2 separate regions of the Homo sapiens genome follow, and region 1 is linked to region 2. Evidence: read pairs that join two places in POLR2A ChIA-PET (ENCODE). Cell type or tissue: PC-3. All regions are shown on one strand. Links, peaks and the distances in the headings refer to the core of each region. The heading gives the core; the rest is flanking DNA. Region 1 overlaps PDS5B (PDS5 cohesin associated factor B). Region 2 overlaps LINC00423 (long intergenic non-protein coding RNA 423).

Region 1 (5,388 bases), core at 227-5,226, 140 kb before region 2:
CCGCCACCACGCCCGGCTGATTTTATTTTTATTGGAGACGGGGTTTTGCCATGTTGACCAGGCTTGGTCTCGCACTCCTGGCCTCAGGTGATCCACCTGCCTCTGCCTCCCAAATTGCTGGGATTACAAGTGTGAGCCACAGTGCCCATCCTCTTTCTAGTATTTGATAGTACAGTAGGGAAATTATAGTTAACAATAATTTATATTTCAAAATAGCTAAAAGAGAAGATTTGTAATGTTCCCAGGACAAAGAAAACATAAATATTTGAGGTGATGGATATGTCAGGTACCTTGATTCGACTATCATTCAGTGTATACATGTATCAAAATAGCACATGTATCCCCAGAATAAGCATAGTTGTTACATATCCATAAAAAAAAAAATGAAAAAAAGTCTCCATACTTTGACACCATAAATATTGTGAAAAGACAAGTATAGACTAAGGTGTGTTATACATGTACAGACAGTTCCTGACTTAATGGTTTGACTTACTTTATAATGGTTTATTGGGGTATTAAATGCATTTTGACTTACTGTGGGTTTATTGAGATGTAACTTCATCATAAGTCAAGAAACATCTATAATTGATGAAAGTTTAGTCCATAGAATCTATGGAGAAAATATAAAAATAAATAAAAGCAAGACTAAACAGCCTAACTGAAAAATGGCAAAGATAAAATGTACAGAAAATTACTTCTCATTTACACAAGGAGACTTGTACAAGACATATAATTTAATGTCAATGAATAGGACAATCAGTAAAGAATCTAGTATATCTAAACAGCAGTTAGTATGAATGAAATAATAAAATACAAGCATTAAGGCAGGTAAATCTAAAAATATGCTGAGTAAAGAGTGTGAGTTTAAGGATATATACAGTGTTCCTGTTCTCTGGAATATGTTTAAACTGGGGTAGTGACTCCATTTTTTATCTTTACTTCCTTGTATCATTATCAAAGTCTCTTAGAAACATAGCTTCTTATGATGTTTTTTCTTGTTATCTTCCGCCCGTACTTTACTATTTGTTGTATTTCCTGTTGTATCCTTTGACTTACCTGTGCTCTGAAATGTGTTTGAGTAATCTGCTTTTTTACAGCTGCCCAAAACTCCTTTGTCCCTCCCCGCCTATGGGATGCCCATCGCTGCCCACACTAGAACATAGTTCATTCTCTTAGGATATTTTGTGTTTTTTGGACCTGAAGTGGAACAGCTTGTATTTGTACTTAACTGAATTGATTTTGGGACTAGATCTAGAGTGACTCTATCTAATAAGCATTTATTGACCATTTCTGTGTGGTTTACATTATGTTATGAACAAAATAGGAAGAGAATATAATTATCCTTACGTGGATGGAATCTTAGATCCAGTAGGCCAGTTAGTCCTAAAAAAAGAAAAGTGGTTTTGCCTTCTCTCTTTTATTCCAATTGAGTCTTAGTTTTTTCATTCATTTACTCAAGTAGCATTTTGAATACAGGTAATATTTTGCTTTTCATAGTTAGAGATATATAATATAGATATTGTTTATGTTTTTCAGAATTTAAACAAGCAAGCATATGATTTGGCAAAGGCTTTACTGAAGAGGACAGCTCAAGCTATTGAGCCATATATTACCAATGTAAGTCTTACTTGTAATTGGTTGTCAGAAGGATTAAACTGAAAATTTAAAGACTTGCTAGAAGCAAAATTTCATCAGATAGTATATAGTTTTAAAAACAACAAATTTGTGTTGTTTTAACCCTTAAGTAATATATTTTCTTTCTCCTTCTTAAAATTATTCTTGCTTTATATTTTTTGGAAGGCTTGCTCTCATCCTATTTGTTCTTTTATCTTCTTTCAAATTGCCTGAGAACTTAAACAGTTTTATTTTGGTTAGCAAGATATTCTGTTTGTTTCTACTGATAGAAATAGAGTTAAATGTAATTAGATAAAACATATGGAACTTTTCATTATTCAGAGACGTTGCTTACAGGTTTTTGGAGCTTAAATTGATTTGTACAAGAAGAAGATATGAACTAATATTAAGACCTAGAAATTGAAGGCAAGTATGAATGGCAGTAGTGATTTAGTAAAAGTTGCTTATCTATTGCTATTCCTGGGGTAGATTCCATATAAATCTATCTTTTCTGGAAAAAAGGAACAATTGTAATAAAATGAGACCTTTCAGTATCACCCCAAATCTACTTACTTATGGTTGACTATCTTGTATTTATTTTTAGAAGAAATATTTTTTAGCTGCTAGGTTCACTGACAGAAGTTTATGGTAAGTTTTATTTTCTCTCCACAGTTCTTTTGAGTTCTACAGATTTAGGTGGCAGTATTCATATTATATTCTGTGTGAATGGTGCCTCCTGGAATACAAATGTAGAGTACAGTGTTAATGGTGGCCCTTGGAATTGTGTAACAGTTCAGTCCCTCCACCTGCTTTTCAGTTTCACTCACCTCCAGACAAGTAAAGGATATAAATTTGCATTCCTGAGTAAAGTAAGAAAGAAAGCCTTTAATAATTACTTATGCATTCTCCTAAAATTTGAGGGAGAGTTTTTCTTGTAGTATACACAAATTTAAAGTCAGTGTATGAAATATATCATGAAAAGATGTACTTTGAAAACTAACTACTTCATAAAACAGTAACTTAATAAATTCCAGCTTTTGTTTCTGGCTTATAGCCTTAGAGAATCCCAAGCATACGATGATTTGGAAAAATTAATTTAATTTGTAAGAAATTGTTTTGAAGGGTAAACTTTCAGAAGCTGTGGAATCAAATCTGTAATCTATCTTAATTGCTCCAAGATTTTCAGGGAACTTCCAATACTGGTTTCTGCAGTTTTGTAAGTTACGGGTACTGGCTGAAATAAATTGGTTGGATTGAGTTTTTTCATCATTGGCTTAGTGGCACTTGAAGTGTGTAGACCTAGACTTAAAACATTCTGTAATTATCCTTTTCCCTTGCTTCAAGTACTTCTAAATGACTATTTCCATGGGCCATTAGAGCACACTAGGTGAGCTCCTCCTGGTGGCCATTTATTTAAACTCATATTGCCAAGCCAGTTTTTTTTTTTCTTTTTTTTTGGAGGGGAGGGGGGACACATCTTATTTTGATTTCTTTTTCTGGCATAAAAATAAGAAAAGAACGCTATACTGTATTGATATCTCTACTGTTATTGGGGAAAATCAATATTTGATTGGGGCAATTAAAGGAAAAAACCCACAATAAATGATGATACTTGTTAGAGTTAGATGATTAGGTTCGTTATACTGTTCTCTCAAATTTTGTATGTTTGAAAATGTTTATAATGGAAGTTAAATAAAGAAAAAAAGGCTGAGGAAATATTTTTAACAATCCCAGAATACATCAAGGTAAAAACATTTCTTTATCACTTATACCTTGTGTTAATTTCCTGTTGTTCTTGCTTGCAGAAATAGAATCCTTCCCCCATGAACTCCCCAAACTTTCATATTATGTCTTTATCAAAAGCTGGGGAGCAGGGGCCAGAGTGTTCTGAGTACACATTGAATTATATACTTTGTCTCAGTACGTTGTCCACTATTTTCTTATTTCTCCCTGTTTTCTTGTTCCTTGCCTTATTTGAAGGTTAGCTAGAAAATAAGAATTGCTTTTTCCCTCCCTTTAGTTCCTTTTTGTCTACTTATGTTTCCATTTCAGACCTTTATAATTACATGTAAAATCACTTTCTAGTGGACTTAATCGTCTTGTAGTAGGGTAAAATTAGTTCAGTCTTAGAAATCATTCTTAGCCCTTTTGGACTTACAGTTAAAACAGCTATTATTTACTCATCCTCCTAGTTGAGAATTAACAATTAAAAATAGGAGTAAGATACTGAGATAATAACCCCACTTCTCTCTTCTGTTTTTCTTTTTCATTCACACATACAGACACATTCTTTTTTTTTTTTATTCGATAGTATTTCTTACATATCAAGACTTAAGAAATCACTGTGGTGGTATAGGTTATTTATGTATTAAAATTTGTTGTTGTTGTTGTTTGAGACAGAGTCTTGCTCTGTCACCCAGGCTGGAGTTCAGTGGTGTGATCTTGTTACACTGCAACCTCTGCCTCTGAGGCTCAAGTGATCCTCTCACTTCAGCCTCCTGAGTAGCTGGGACTACAGGAATGAAACACCATGTCTGGTGAATTTTTCCTTTTTTAAAAAACTTTTTGTAGAGACAGGGTTTCACCATGTTGCCCAGGCTGTTCTTGAATTGCTGAGCTCAAGCAGTCCGCCTGCCTTGGCCTCTCAAAGTGCTAAGATTATAGGCGTGAACCACCATGCCCAGCCTAGGTTATTTTTTTTTAAATAGAATTTGTTGTAACACAACAATCCAGGAAGCTAAACAGTACATATATATTTGTTTAAAAGGTAAGATGGAATATCAAGAACAAAAAGTACATGGTGATAATTCTAAAAATTTCCTACACGCATCACTTCTTAATGATGTTATTTTTCACCAGTTCTTTTTTTATCACAAATTTTAGGATATGGCAAAAAATTATTTTGTTGGACTGAAAAAAGTACATCCAATCCTTGTTGGAATAGGTAAAATTTGGTTAAATTGCTTAATTCCACTGAGCCTCTGTTTTTGCACCTGCAATGCTTGGGTGGTGGTGGAGAATGTGTTATTTAATGTGAAATATTTTGTAATTAAAATTAGCCATGTAAATGTAAGGTAGAATTTATTACTGACTGGTGACATCTTTCATTAGGAGACATTTGCTGTACAAAAAAATTAATTTGTAGTATGTAATTAGCTACGCTTTTGTAAATGAAAGAATTTTTGGAAGGAAATATTTTAATCAAATCTAAATCTACCTCCACTAAATTTTCACCTCTTAGGAAGGACTTGGATTGTTTTACCCATATTTGTATCATACTGTCTTTTGCATATTTTTTATTCATTTACCAAACATATATTCTATGCCTCCTCTGTGTCAGGCACTGTGCTAGGTAGGCTTTTACACATTGGAGAAGACCAACTTGGTCATTGCCTTTTTGGAGATTATAAAAGTGTTCAATACATGTGTTTTTTTATGGAATTTGTGAGAAATTAAACCAGGGAATGATTTTTTTCCCTTAATTTTTCAAATAAGTTTTTCCCAGACTGTTAGAAGAAGATGATGATGGTTTGACCACTTGGGTGGTGAGATTGGGAAGGATTATTGTTCTTTATTAAGGAATATACTATTTATTAAGTAAATAGTACTTGTTTTACTATTTTTTAAGCAGGAGAAAATTTGTGAATGGAAGCAAAAAAGCCACTTTATTTTCAGCCTGAATAAGAAATTAACCTTTGATGTCATGAAATTCTCTTCCCATAAAATTGATAAATAGGAAGGACAAACAAGTTCTTTTTAAAACCAAAAAAGAAA
Region 2 (5,388 bases), core at 127-5,126:
CACTTTTCCCTTCCCTCAGCCCGTGGCAAGTACTAATTTACTTTCTGTCTCTATGGATTTGCCTATTCCGAATATAGCATATAAACGGAATCATAAATACATGTTTTTTTGTGCTTGGCTTCTCTCACTTAGCACAATACTTTTAAGATTCATCTGTATTGTATAGCCTGTATCAATACTTCCATTGTGTGGATGTACCACTGAATTAGTTTCCCATGGCTGCTATAACAAATTACCACAAAATTGGTTGCTTAAAACAGCACACATTTATTGCCGTACAGTTCTGGGGGTCAGAAGTCTGAAATCAATTTCTCTTGGCTGAGATCAAGGGTCAATAGGGCCATACTTGCTCTACAGGCTCGGGGAGAGTCCATTTCTTCACCTTTTTCAGCTCCCAGTGACTGCTGGCATTCCTTGGCTTATGGCTCCTTCCTCCATCCTCCAAGCCAGCATGTAGCATTTTGCTTCAGTTGTCACATTGCCTTCTGTTCTGTAGTCAAATCCTCCTCTACCTCCCTCATATGGGGACCCTTCAGATTACATTGGGTCCACCTGGATAATTCAGGATATGCTCCCTCTTTTAAGGTCCTCAAGGTAGCCAGGCATGGTGGGTCATGCCTGTAATCCCAGAACTTTGGGAGGCTGTGGCAGGAGGGTCGCTTGAGCTGAGGAATTCAAGACCATACTGGGAAACATCTCTATAAGGAAAAAAAAAAAAAAAAAAATAGCCAGGTGTGGTGGCATGCAACTGTAGTCCCAGCAACTTGGGAGGCCAAGGTGGAAGGACTGCTTGAGCCCCAGAGGTTGAGGCTGCAGTGAGCCAAGATGGCGCCACTACACTCCATGCTTGGGTGGCGGAATAAAACCTTGACTGGAAAAAAATTCTTAACGTGATCCCATCTGCAGAGTGCTTTTGCCATATAAGATAACAACCACAGGTTCCAGGGGTTAGGGCCACTGGAGGCCACTATTCAGTCTATCAGAACCACAGTTTGTTTATCCATCATTAATTAACGAGCATTTGGTTTGTCTACATTGTCGCTGTTATGAATAAGGCTGCTCTGAACATTCATTTACAGGCTTTATGTGGACAAGTGTCTTCAGTTCTCTTGGGTGTATACCTAAGAGTAGAAATGCTGTGTCACATGTCACAGCAATTTGAGGAATTGCCAAACTGTTTGTTTATTTATTTATTTATTTAGACGGAGTCTCGCTCTGTCGCCCAGGCTGGAGTGGCGCCATCTGGGCTCACTGCAAGCTCCGCCTCCCGGGTTCACGCCATTCTCCTGCCTCAGCCTCCTGAGTAGCTGGGACTACAGGCGCCCGCCACCATGCCTGGCTAATTTTTTGTATTTTTTAGTAGAGACGGGGTTTCACCATGTTGGCCAGGACGGTCTCGGTCTCTTGACCTCATGATCCACCCACCTCAGCCTCCCAAAGTGCTGGCTGCACCATTTTCCATTTCCACTATCCATGTATGAGGGTTTCAATTTTTCCACATCCTTACCAACATTTGTTATTGTCTGTCTTTTTGAGTATAGCTATTTCAGTGGATGTGAAGTGGTGTCTCGGTGTGGTTTTGATTTGCATTTCCCCGATGACTAACGACGTTGAGCATCTTTTCATTGGCTCATTGATCATTTATCTGTCTTTCAAGAAATATCTATTGAGGTCCTTTGCCTATTCTAAAACTAGGTTATTTTGTTGAGTTGTAAGAGTTCTTTCTATATTCTAGTTATAAGTCCCTTATTAGATATAGGATTTTCAAATATTTTCTACTGTCTTGTACATTGTCTTTTCAATTTCTTCATGTTGTCCTTTGAAGCACAAAAGTTGTTAGTTTTAATGAAGTTTACCTATCTTTTCTTTTGTGCTTTTGGCATCCTATCTAGTACCATGGCGACCTACCATGGTTCAGACCAATGGGAACCACCCCTTTTGACACTTATAGCTGTGTGGGTTATCTTAGAAAAGCAGGGCTAGACCAGGTGCGGTGGCTTACGCCTGTAATCCCAGCACTTTGGGAGGCTAAGGCAGGCGGATCATGAGGTCGAGAGATCAAGACCATCCTGCCCAACACGGTGAAACCTGTCTCTACTAAAAATACGAAAACTTAGCTGGATGTGGTGGTGTGCACCTGTAGTCCCAGCTACTCAGGAAGCTGAGGCAGGAGGATTGCTTGAACCCGGGAGGCGGAGGTTGCAGTAAGCCAAGATCGTGCCACTGCACTCCAACCTGGAGACAGTGAGGATCTGTCTCAAAAAAAAAAAAAAAGAAAAGAAAAGAAAAGAAAAGCACAGCTGGCCATCACCAGGGTCCCCTGCAGGTCCCCCAGGTCAGGCAGTTATTTATCACAGTACTTGGATGGGTTTTAACCACAGAACTCTATAAAGTCACAGAAAAATTACTTCAATGTGACAGAACCCAAACTAGGAAATAAGATCTCTTTGCGGTTTATGTTACACACACACACATACTCTCTCAACCATAATTAGACACAGCAAACCATAAATAAGATGCAGCGGGGTTCACATGTCACCTTCCATCTCTCTCATGAGAGAGCTGGAGGGCGCCTTCGTCAGTGTGGATCCTGTCCAGCCTGCTCCTCTGTGAGCTCCCTGACGTGGGAGCAGTGCTGTTCTGTGCTGATCTCGCCCAGCAAGTTGCTTCCTCCTTTTGAGACTTTGTTGTCATTTGTCTTGGCCTCCACTTACTCTCGATCTGTGTTCACTGAATCAACCACCCAGGGCTGTTGCTAGTGTCACATAACCTGGGAATGGCTTTACAAACAAAACAACACCCATTCCTGGGACCTGCTGCTCCTTTCTAGTCTCTGACCTGCAATCAGCTGCCTCTCTATTGCATCCCTGCTTTAGCCACAGGAAGGGTGCTTTGTATTCAGCATCTTTTTTCTTTAATTAAACAAAAACAAAACTTCTGAATTGGATCTTCTGTTGTAGGGAAATGCAATGTGTGTCATTCCTGGGGGACACTCCAGTGGGCATCTCTGCAGCTCCTGCAGCCGGCAGTGCTCACTCATTACTGCATGTCTACTGCGGCACAGGTGGGACAGGGACCCCACGGGGCCTGAGAATCACGTAGTAGGTCTTCAGCAAAGGCTGACTGAATGAGTACAGGTTACTGATGGAAACTGAGATCCTTAGAAATGGAGTAACTCTCTCTAGAGACAGAGGACGAACTAAGTGGCCTTTTCTAAGTGAGTACTCATCAACCTTTGGGGGAACAGATACCCAGTTTCATTATAATTCACTTTTCAATTTATTGGAAATACTGAATTTATTATTCAGTTTATTGATGAAATGGAAGTAACAGTCCCCTGCAGTGTGTGTATGTGTGTGTTTGCTGAAGGAGGTGGCCATGTATTTAATGGTAAATTTCAGTATCCAGAGCATTTCCTGCTTTTAGTTTTGATTTTCTTTTATGTTACTAGATACGTTCTTAACGTGATCTTAATGTAGTTAAGTTAGCTTATAACGGCTACGGGATAAAATAGGCTCCTAGACAGCACATTATAATGCCCCTTCTGAGAAAAGAATTACAGCAAAAGCTGGACCCAATTGTAATAACATTAAACTTATAAAAGCATGAAATTGCTTCATAGGGTGTACATGAATTAATATCTTCTTTGCACTGGTGGTTTTCCCATATAGTACATCACTCAGGCTCAGCAACACACAAGTATGCTTTTGTACCAGCGAAGATTGCATTGCAAAGCTGTATCATCTACTGGAAAAAAAAAGAATAAAAAAGGAAAAGAAATACCCAGAATAGTTTGGGCTGGTCCAGGAGTGAAGGACACTTTAAAGATTGCCTTTCTCCTGAACTCCTACCCTGCTCTCTGCCCTTTCTTGTGGACTGATGGCCTTTCATGAGTTGGCAGGACTTACCTATCTTGATCTTCTGGTCCCATGTAAAACGCACGTTCTTATATCCAGAGGATCAGAGCCAGCCTAGACAGCCCAACACCATGCAGACAACCGTGCCATGGACACTTCAACTCAACTGCAATGTCGATTTGTTTGCAAAGATGAGCCAGTACTGTAAATGTCAAGCAACATTGCTCTGTGCAGCAGAGTCAGCCATCTTTGAACTCACCAGAAAGTACCTATGAGACTTGCGGACTTTTGAGCATATTACATTGATCATGTTGAAAGGTAGAGGCAAAAAGAACCTGTTCCTGCCTGTGTAGCAGTTTTTATTCTTTTGATTTTGAATAAGAGTAACATTTTTTGGCCAGCACTTTGAAAATGGCCCTCTCTGAAGAACGGTTCTCTAGCATACTTATAAACGGGCGGTAACTTTTTTACTTTGGAATGACCTGCAAGGAGCTGCATCTTCCAGAACAGGTGAAAAGGCATAGGCTCTGGAATCAGAAAAAGCACGTTTAGCTGCAGGCTCTTAACACAGGGGGCCATATTCATCTCTGTATTGTTCCAGTTTTAGTTCATGTGCTGCCAAGGCAAGCACAGCCATAGCCTTTTAACATGTTTCCTGGCTTTACTAATAAATCCACAAAAATGGGAAAGATTTAAGACTTAATATTTTTAAAATGCAGATCTGATTCTGTCACTCTCACCCCTACCCTGATTTCCTCAGTGGCTTCCCACTGCACTTGGAATAAATTCACACTCTTTGCCATGGCCTAACGGCCCTGCACAACCTGGTACTTTCTACTCTCAGACCTCACTTTATTCCTCCTTTCCCTGGCCCCCAGCTCCAGTTATAGTCTCTCTTCCCTAGAACACCCCAGACTTGTTCTGCCTCTGGGCTATTGCACCTGTGATTCCCTTTGCTCGGAACTCTCTTTCCCTAGAGCTTCAGCTCTTCATATGCCTGCCTGTCACCCTTCAGATATCAGCTCAGCTGGGTGCAGTGGCTCACATTGGAATCCCAGTGTCCCCGTGCTTTGGGAGGCCAAGACAAGAGGATTGCTTGAGACCAGGAGTTTGAAACCAGCCTGGGCAACATAAGGAGCACCCCCTCACTACAAAGTTAGCTGGGTATGGTGGTGTGCACCTGTGGTCCCAGCTTTTCGGGAGGCTGAGATAGGAGGATCACTTGAGCCTGGGAGGTTGAGGCTGCAGTGAGCCACAGCACACCAGCCAGCGTGACACAGCGAGACTCTCAGAAAAACAAACAAACAAACAAACAAACCAAAAAACCAATCCCACTCCCTTAACAAAATTCAAATATCTAGCTCACATGAAAGTAGCACCTTTTAAGAGGTGATACTTTTTTTTTTCTTAAGTCAACTTTTATTTTAGATTCAGGGCGTACATGTGCAGGTTTGTTACTTGTGTATATTGCATGATGCTGGTGTTTGGGGTTCATAGTTGACCCTATCCTCCAAGTAGTGAGCATAGTCCC

The links. Peaks named below come from ENCODE experiments on the same cell type or tissue, not always from the same donor. Only the 100,000 strongest peaks of a DNase experiment are listed, where the experiment ranks them.
Region 1: POLR2A ChIA-PET joins it to region 2 with 8 read pairs; 2 of 35 experiments call an interaction of 5 or more read pairs at or near these places.

The regions. Positions count from the first base shown.
Region 1 is chr13:32,666,228-32,671,615 of GRCh38, forward strand. PDS5B (PDS5 cohesin associated factor B) reads left to right here. Exons shown (of 35, transcript NM_015032.4): 7 at 1,537-1,617. Among named protein-coding and RNA genes, the nearest start is that of PDS5B, 82 kb to the left of the region's middle. In PC-3, for the core only: CTCF peaks have their summits at 3,014 (motif pointing left) and 3,214; no DNase peak of the experiment used is centred there.
Region 2 is chr13:32,808,943-32,814,330 of GRCh38, forward strand. It overlaps LINC00423 (long intergenic non-protein coding RNA 423), which reads right to left. Exons shown (of 5, transcript NR_047020.1): 5 at 248-698. Among named protein-coding and RNA genes, the nearest start is that of LINC00423, 100 kb to the right of the region's middle. In PC-3, for the core only: no CTCF peak of the experiment used is centred there; no DNase peak of the experiment used is centred there; H3K27ac peaks cover 1,312 bases.